2 separate regions of the Homo sapiens genome follow, and region 1 is linked to region 2. The links are chromatin loops, found by intact Hi-C in ENCODE. Cell type or tissue: PC-3. All regions are shown on one strand. Links, peaks and the distances in the headings refer to the core of each region. The heading gives the core; the rest is flanking DNA. Region 1 overlaps CENPF (centromere protein F). Region 2 overlaps PTPN14 (protein tyrosine phosphatase non-receptor type 14).

Region 1 (4,398 bases), core at 160-4,159, 150 kb before region 2:
CTTCATCTGGATGCACTCCTGGTCCAGTGTTTGGAAAGAACGCTGTTGACGGGAGAGCTCCTGAAAAACAAAGGGCAGGTGCATCAGCCTGATGATGGTTCGCTAGGGAGACTCCAGGGTGAGGCATGAGCATCCTAACAGGCGACTGCACAGAGAGCACAGGAGACAGCAGGGAGCTGAGCCAACTGTCCACTTAACGATGAACATAGTCAGCCTTGGTGCTCCATGCTGCCCTCAGGCATCAAATCCAGGTCTCTGAGGGAAAGGGGAAGGACTCTTATCAGTTGACCACATGGAAAGTAGCCTGTTTCCACCTCATCTTCAGTCTTAAATTAATTACCTCTACTTTGAAGGATCAGGGGCAAGAGAGAAGAACTGAGCTACAACAGTCAAAGCTCAACTAAGAAACCAAACATACTCAAAAACGGTGTTTAAAACACAAAAAACTGTATACCACTTTAAATGGGCTTAAATGTAGAAGGACAGGAAATATATGCTACCCATTAACTTTAATAACCACAGAAAGATATCAGCTAACATTTCCAGGCATTCTTATTTAAAATCTATAGACTCTTAATCCGTATGGTACTTTTTCAGGCTAAATCACCTGAAAGAACCAAATTGGCAGATACTTATGGAAGGGCACCTTCCACCCTCACTCTTCTGCCAACCACTTTCCCCACCACATCAACTACCCTCCTAATTTATTTACCAACCCACAGGTTTAAAAACAACTGGAGTTGGCCAGGCATGGTGGCTCATGCCTGTAATCCCAGCACTTTGGGAGGCCAAGGTGGGTGAATCACCTGAGGTCAGGAGTTCGAGACCAGCCTAGCCAACATGGCAAAACCCCATCTCTACTAAAAATACAAAAATTAGCCAGGTGTGGTGGTGCATGCCTGTAATCCCAGCTCCTCGGGAGGCTGAGGCAGGAGAATTGCTGGAACCTGGGAGGTGGAGGTTGCAGGGAGCCAAGATTGTGCCATTGCACTCCAGCCTGGGTAACACTGCGAGACTCTGTCTCAAAAAAAAAAATACTGGAGTTATAAAGGAAATAGAGTGAAAGAAAAAAAAATTTTAAAAGCCTACTGGAAAATGTAATACAATTTCCTCCACAGCAGAGAAAATGTCCAAAAGAAGAAAAGTGATCCTTTCCTACTGAATATCAAATCTCAAACAAATCAGAAAACATGGATGAATTCTGAATACTAATTCCCTTCTCTAATCAAAAACTGAAAGATTTAAAAAAAGCGCAAAAGTGAAGATGTGAAAGAAAATAAGATGACCTTTAGCTCACAAAGCATTTCTCCTCTAAGAGAATTTCCCAAATTGTGATAACAACTCCCCTTTCCAAGTGATCAAACTATGAAAAGCCCATAAAAAGCCTTTCAGACAAACACCTCATGAATCCATTTACCTTACCTCTTGAAACTCCTTTTCTTTTTCCTTAATTTTCTGTTCCAGAGAACATCTGGCACTTTCTGCATTTTGTCGCTGACAACTCAAATCTTCCGTCAATTTTTTCAGTTTTTGTTCCAATGCAGTATACTAATAATGAATAAAAATGTTCAAGACAAAATAAATATTACTCACATAAATGAACAAATATTTTGTGTTTTAGAAAAACTGCTATAATTGTTTTAGCACACAATTTATGTTTAGGAACTATTAGCAAGGATGTAAAGCATTAGCCCACTTAAATAAATACTTCCTAATTTGTGCCATGAAAAAAAAGATCGGCATGTCTAACGATTCATCTAACATTTTGTTGCATGGAAATGAGAGGTTAAAATGCAATGGTGTTAGCCTATGTAATTTAAAAGCTGTAAAATCATCAGAGGGTGCCCATTACCCTCATATGATAGTCTGTTTCAAGCATAATGGATTTTGTGGGAAATTTTAAATATTAAAATGCTTCTTTCCACAATGTTCCAAATGCTGAGGCAACATGGTGAAACGCCGTCTCTACTAAAATACAAAAATTAGCCGGGTGTGGTGGCGCTTGCCTGTAAATCCCAGTTACTGGGGAGACTGAGGCAGGAGAATTGCTTAAATCCAGGAGGCAGGGGTTGCAGTGAGCCAAGATCGTGCCACTGCACTCCAGCCTGGGCAATTAGAGCGAGATTCTGTCTCAAAACAAAACAAAACAAAACAAAAAGTCACTGCTCAAATGATGGTTCAAAGTTTAACAAATCTCAGGAAAAAAAAAAAACCTTGCACCACAGAGTAAATGAAATGAACCCGTGGCGCCCTCTACTGGCACTCCTTCAAACTGCAATACAGTCCACTAAAAGGGTCCTGGAATCAAGAATCCTTTTCTACTAAACACAGAAGGTTACAAGAGTCTTTAGAAGGTACTTACATTTTATTTAAAAAATTTTAAACAACATTCTATTATCAGTGATACCTAATTCATATAAGAGTATATGACCACTAGGTGTCATGAATGCTCCATAATACTCTAAAACAGTGCCCAGAGCTCAAGTCCTTGAAAATATGTAGCACAACATGACCCTGGGCACTCACTCCGGACCTTTTTATCTGTGAACTGTGGGTGCTGAACTCCAGGTCTGCTGCCAGCTCAACACTCTGTTTCTCCATGAATTCAAGCCTTGTATCTCACAACTTGTAAATACTTGGAAAAGACACTCTACAAACAGCATATGTTCACTTAAGAACACGGTATTGATTTTTGTTACAGTAATTCCATTTCATTTAATAGATAAGTCTAATGTTAGATCTGGAACCAGCATAAACATAGCATAATTTTATTTCAGTTACACATTTGACAAGGACATACTATCCTTAGGGACAAGACAGAAAAGAGTAGACTGAATTTTCAGTTAAATGGATTTCTAGCTCAAAGGAAAAAAAGAACCCAAAAAGCACAGAACAAACAAGTATTAAGAACCTGGAGGGGCCGGGTGCAGTGGCTCACGCCTGTAATCCCAGCACTTTGGGAGGCCAAGTTGGGCGGATCACCTGAGGTCAGGAGTTTGAGACCAGCCTGGCCAACATGGTGAAACCCTGTCTCTACTAAAAATACAAAAAAATTAGCTGGGCATGGTGGCATGCGCCTGTAATCCCAGCTACCCAGGAGGCTGAGACAGGAGAATCACTTGAACCCAGGAGGCGGAGGTTGCAGTGAGCCAAGATTGCACCATTGCACTCAAGCCTGGGCAGCAAGAGTGAAACTCCATCTCAAAAAAAAAAAAAAAAAAAAAGAGCCTGAGGGGGTTGGGTGCGATGTCTCACACCTGTAATCCCAGCACTTTGGGAGACTGAGGGGGGCAAACTGCTCGAGCCTAGGAGTTCAATACCAACTTGGGCAACATGGTGAACCTCGTCTCTGCTAAAAATACAAAAATTAGCCAGGTGTGGTGGTGGGCGCCTATAGCCTCAGCTACTAGGGAGGCTGAGGTGGAAGGAGCCCAGAAGTGGAGGTTGCAGTGAGCCAGGATCACTTCACTGCACTCCAGCCTGGATGACAGAGTGAGACCCTGTCTCAAAACAAAAACAAGAACCTGGAGGGAAGACTCTAATAGAAAACCAGAGCTGTATTCTCAGCAGTATCCTAGTCAAAAATATTAATTCACGATTTTATGTGAAGAAACTTCATTATATGTGTCAGACAGAACAAGGATTTGGTGAACTTGTCACTCCAAAACCAAATAAGTAAAGTGTAAAAGGAGAAATGTAATTCTTACATACAGGAAGGCCTAGCTTGGCAGAAATGCAACTGAAAATTAGCTTAATTAACTAGGAACTTGAAAATAAGCCATGATAATAACAGCTAATATTATTATAAGTTCACCATGTGCCAGGAACTATGCTAAAGCCTTTACAAAAATTATCTCAATCTTTACAACAACCCTATGACACAGGCATTATTAACACAATTTTACTGATTAGACAACTGGGGCTCAGAAGTTCATTAAATAACTCAAAAAGCAATAAAACTGAGATGTGGCAGAGCCAGGTTCAAATCCAAGTCCTTCTAACTTAAAAGACCAAATTACTATTACGTAGTGAGACTGCATGAGGATATTAAATGCATGGATCAAAGGAGGTCATAGTTCCACTGAAGCACCATTGTTCCTTTATATATCTAATCAATCTTTTTCCAGAATTTCTCTGTATAAGGCACTGCACTAGGAGAATATATAAAAATGAACCTGATTTTTACTTCCAGGAAGATGGAATAATCACACTTTTCCCTATTCCTCCTAACTAGAACAAATAAAAACCCTGGACATTATAGTAAAACAAACAAGTTTGAAAGGTGGAGAGAAGAAGGCAGACTGACTAAGGAGCTGAGGACCTGAAGAAAAACACTATGGCACTGGGAAAAAAGGACTGTCAACACAGAATCCTATACCCAACAGAATATCCTTCAGG
Region 2 (4,398 bases), core at 223-4,222:
CATGCCTTGGCTTCCTGAAGTGCTGGGATTACAGGCATGAGCCACCACATCCAACACCAAATTCCTAATGATTGACTGGATTAAAATAACCATGCCAGGCAAGGAACTAAATACACCTATATTTTCTAGACCCATTCTACGATTTCTTTTTCCTTTTGTCCTATTCTTTATTATTGGATACAAATGATAACATGCTTATCTTTTGGAGATGAAAGGGTCTTTCTCTGGTGAGAACTCTTTTCTTTCAAATGCAGATTTTATGGGAAAATCCAACTGGCCTGCTCTGTGTTTTCTGTTAAATAAGCCCATCTCTATGAGTTAGGTGGTAAAGGTAATTTGTTTCATTTTAGTGCTATAACTTAAGAAGACAAGGAGAATTTAGAGTTAAGGGAGAACCACTGAGATAATTAAAAGGTGAAGAAATAATACCTAAAAAGAAAAAGTAAGAAAGGTAGGATTATTTATATCGGAGTATATGAGGGAGTGAGTGTCATAATGAGAGTTAAATATATAAAGGTGCAGTGTAGAGAAGATGGCACCCAGTTGCCCTTTTAAAATGAAAGACTTCAAGAGGAAATAGATTAAATTAGCAGTAGAGTCTGTAAATAGCATAACAGAGTATAAAAATAGCAGTAGAGTAAGTATATTTTACAAAGAAGAAACTTCAAGACAGTGAAAGTTGTTAACTGGAGGCGGGTGGGGAAGGGTCGCAGGCAAGATTACTAGGCGAGGCTTGTGCGCCCGCTCCCGCCCTGGCCACCAGTGCCCACCCGGTCGGCCTGGCACAGCCATGATCAAGGCGATCCTAATCTTCAACAACCACGGGAAGCCGCGGCTCTCCAAGTTCTACCGCCCCTACAGTGAAGATACACAACAGCAAATCATCAGGGAGACTTTCCATTTGGTATCTAAGAGAGATGAAAATGTTTGTAATTTCCTAGAAGGGGGATTATTAATTGGAGGATCTGACAACAAACTGATTTATAGACATTACACAACGTTATATTTTGTCTTCTGTGTAGATTCTTCAGAAAGTGAACTTGGCATTTTAGATGTCATTCAAGTATTTGTGGAAACATTAGACAAATGTTTTGAAAATGTCTGTGAACTGGATTTGATTTTCCATGTAGACAAGGTTCACAGTATTCTTGCAGAAATAGTATGGGGGGAATGGTATTGGAGACAAACATGAATGAGATTGTTACACAAATTGATGCACAAAGTAAGCTGGAAAAATCTGAGGGTGGCTTAGTGGGAGCTCCAGCCTGTGCTGTATCAGCTGTAAAGAATATGAATCTTCCTGAGATCCCAAGAAATATTAACATTGGTGACATCAGTATAAAAGTGCCAAACCTGTCCTCTTTTAAATAAAAATGTAAAAAGGCCACTCCCAGGTAAAATCCAGGGGGAAGAGTCATCTAAGTTTACCATGCAGTTGTTTACCAAAAATAGAGGAGGAGAGTCTTAACTTTTGCTCTTGGATTTAAGTCAAGGTACTATATAGAAGTTGTGTAAAATCAGTATGAAAGTTCAACGTTGCTTTTCTTGCTCAGTGATTTTAAAGAAATTGAGTAGTTTCTATGTGATTTTTTTTTTTTCTTTTCTAAACTGCATTCGGGTGCCCATCTACGGCATGCCTCTATGTATTGGCTACTACAGTGTTTTAAAAAGTGTTTCAGATATTTCTTTAATTATGTGCAACCTAAAATGTTGGTGTTTTGTATGGATCACAAGTGCAGCATTCCTTAATTCCTTCTGCTATTTGTCACACAATTGTTATTTAAAGAACCAAGTATGTATTGCATGAAAACATTATGACTTTTTTCTCTTAGTTTAAATAAACTCCAAGGTAACTGGACTTCTAAAGCACCTTTCTGTTTGCCTGATATCTACTTTAGCAATAATTTTTTTTACAACCCTCTGACTCAACAAAGTAAATAAAAGTATATTTTATCACTAAAAAAAAAAAAAGTTGTTACTGGAATGAGCTATCAAGGGATGGTCACCTTGAATAATTTTTATTTGATAGTGTTTAGCATCACCTACAGGTTCTAATTTAGCTAATAAATGACTAAGCACCATTACTTTTTTTGTGTGTCCAAATCAGTTCATTTTGTCTTGAGTGTCTTGAGAGTATCCATGCACAGGTAATAGCAAGAAGTCTTCATTCTTGCCTTTTTTTTTTTTTTTGGAGACAGACTCTCGCTCTGTCACCCAGGCTGGAGTGCAGTGGCGTGATCTGGGCTCGCTGCAAGCTCTGCCTCCTGGGTTCACGCCATTCTCCTGCCTCAGCCTCCCAAGTAGCTGGGACTACAGGTGCCCGCCACCATGCCCAGCTAATTTTTTTTGTATTTTTAGTAGAGATGGGGTTTCACTGTGTTAGCCAGGATGATCTTGATCTCCTGACCTCATGATCCACCTGCCTCGGCCTCCCAAAGTGTTGGAATTACAGGCGTGAGCCACCGCGCCTAGCTCATTCTTGCCTATTTTAATGTCTGTATTGGAATCCTTGTTTACCAATCTTACTTCAGAGCAGCAGTACTCTTGAGAAAACTGATGACTTCATAAGGCTCCAGTGTCTGTGTAAATGAGACAGTTTTCAAAAATCATATGTAATAGATAACTAGAATATTTTAATTTCTATTCTTTTTTTTTTTTTTTTTTTTGAGCGGGAGTTTCGCGCTTGTTTCCCAGGCTGGAGTGCAATGGTGCCATCTTGGCTCACAGCAACCTTGGCCTCCCAGGTTCGAGCAATTCTCCTGCCTCAGCCTCCCAAGTAGCTGGGACTACAGGCGCATGCCACCACGCCCAGCTAAATTTTTTTTGTATTTTTAGTAGAGATGGGGTTTCACCATGTTGGCCATGGTGGTCTCGAACTCCTGACCTCAGATGATCTGCCCACCTTGGCCTCCCAAAGTGCTGGGGATTATAGGCGTGAGCCACTGCGCCCGGCAGTTTTTATTCTTGTGCTGCATTTGTTTGACCCTGCAGTTGCTTCTGTTTCAAATGTTGCATTTATGTGAAATAAAGTGAGATTGGATATAATCTTTACACAAAAAAATCTTACTTGAAGTTCTTATTTTCTCTTTGAGCCATTATGTACCCTTGTCATCTCCTTTTCTCCTTTTTTACTTGACACGTTTTGTAGATTATCCTGAGCCCTAGAACAGTGTGTGGATGGTTGCAAATTTTCATCTGCTGCTTGTTTCTTTCTCGCCCTTGCCTCTGTGTGGGCTCTTCTCTTCCCAGCCGCCCAGCATATCTGCTGCTCTATTCATATCCTTACCTATCACTTCATACGACTTGGTAGGCAGAGAGGGTGCCTTTTCTTGTTCTTTGGGGAATATTGAGATCAATATTATGTGCTGTGGGAATAATGGTTTTTGAGAAAATGATATATAAATATAAGGGAGTACAGTCATTTGATGTTTGGGCCAAGTAATGTTTCTGTAGTTAACACTTGGTGGGGGGCAACAGTATTACATTTTTCAAAAGCTATCCTTAGATCTGCTTCCGAGGTTGAGGTGCTGTGACATGGCACTGTAGCTATTGAGAGATAGGATTGTTGATATTTTTGATGGTTGATCATACCCAGGGCCATGCCTAAGATTCACAGTTCACCTATTTGTTACAGACTGGATTTTGGGAGGCTTTCTGCTTCTTAGACTTCCTGTCACATGAAGACATTGAGACTTTGAGGTATCCCTTTTGGGATCAATATTCTCCTTTACTAAAGCTTTTCTGCCATCTTGAGGAATCATGCTTAAGGTAACCCAGTAAGAGAAAAAAGCTATAGCAAGAACTTGGTTCTTTTGACTCCAAGCGTGGGTCTTTTCTTTTTATGGAAGTGGTTAAGAAAACATATTGTTTCAGTCATCTTATAAGTGAAGAAATGGAAATCATAGTCATTTGTGATAGCCTCTGCATTTAACAGTTATTTGGGAAGCAATTTAGGAGTATGCAATAAGAGACTTCTAAAAATATGTAGTTTTTGACTCAATAACAGTCTTGAAGAATCTATTCCAATGAAAGAATCAGAAGTATAGGGAACTCTTTTTGAAAAATAGCAAAAAATTAGAACCAACCTAAGTTGTCAACAATAGCAAATGGTTAAATAAATGGTGATCCATACACTGGAATATTATGCAACAGTTTAAAATTGTTTTTGAAAAAATTTTAATAGCATGAGAAAATAATACATAGTAATCATAAATAATGAAAGATATCAAATAAGATGGTACAATCTCAGTTACACAATAAATTAAACATAATTAAAATGATGAAATAAAATATGCAAACATTTTAATATTGGTCCTCTGTGGGTGGTGACGTGGGTGATTTTTTTCTTTTAGTTTTCTGTCATTTCCAATATTCTTATAATGAATTATAATCAGAAAA

Evidence for each region. Hi-C counts contacts between places; a loop is a spot of excess contacts. Peaks named below come from ENCODE experiments on the same cell type or tissue, not always from the same donor. Only the 100,000 strongest peaks of a DNase experiment are listed, where the experiment ranks them.
Region 1: it touches region 2 in a loop (4-fold over the local background); 1 of 110 quality-filtered maps calls a loop at or near these places.

The regions. Positions count from the first base shown.
Region 1 is chr1:214,626,196-214,630,593 of GRCh38, reverse strand. It overlaps CENPF (centromere protein F), which reads right to left. Exons shown (of 20, transcript NM_016343.4): 8 at 1,423-1,548; 9 at 1-60. Among named protein-coding and RNA genes, the nearest start is that of CENPF, 25 kb to the right of the region's middle. In PC-3, for the core only: CTCF peaks have their summits at 2,049 and 2,264 (motif pointing left); no DNase peak of the experiment used is centred there.
Region 2 is chr1:214,479,780-214,484,177 of GRCh38, reverse strand. The region is part of intron 1 of PTPN14 (protein tyrosine phosphatase non-receptor type 14); the gene reads left to right. It also overlaps the pseudogene AP3S1P2. Among named protein-coding and RNA genes, the nearest start is that of PTPN14, 70 kb to the left of the region's middle. RefSeq lists an enhancer at 1-597. In PC-3, for the core only: a CTCF peak has its summit at 2,062; no DNase peak of the experiment used is centred there; H3K4me3 peaks cover 1,162 bases; H3K27ac peaks cover 1,479 bases.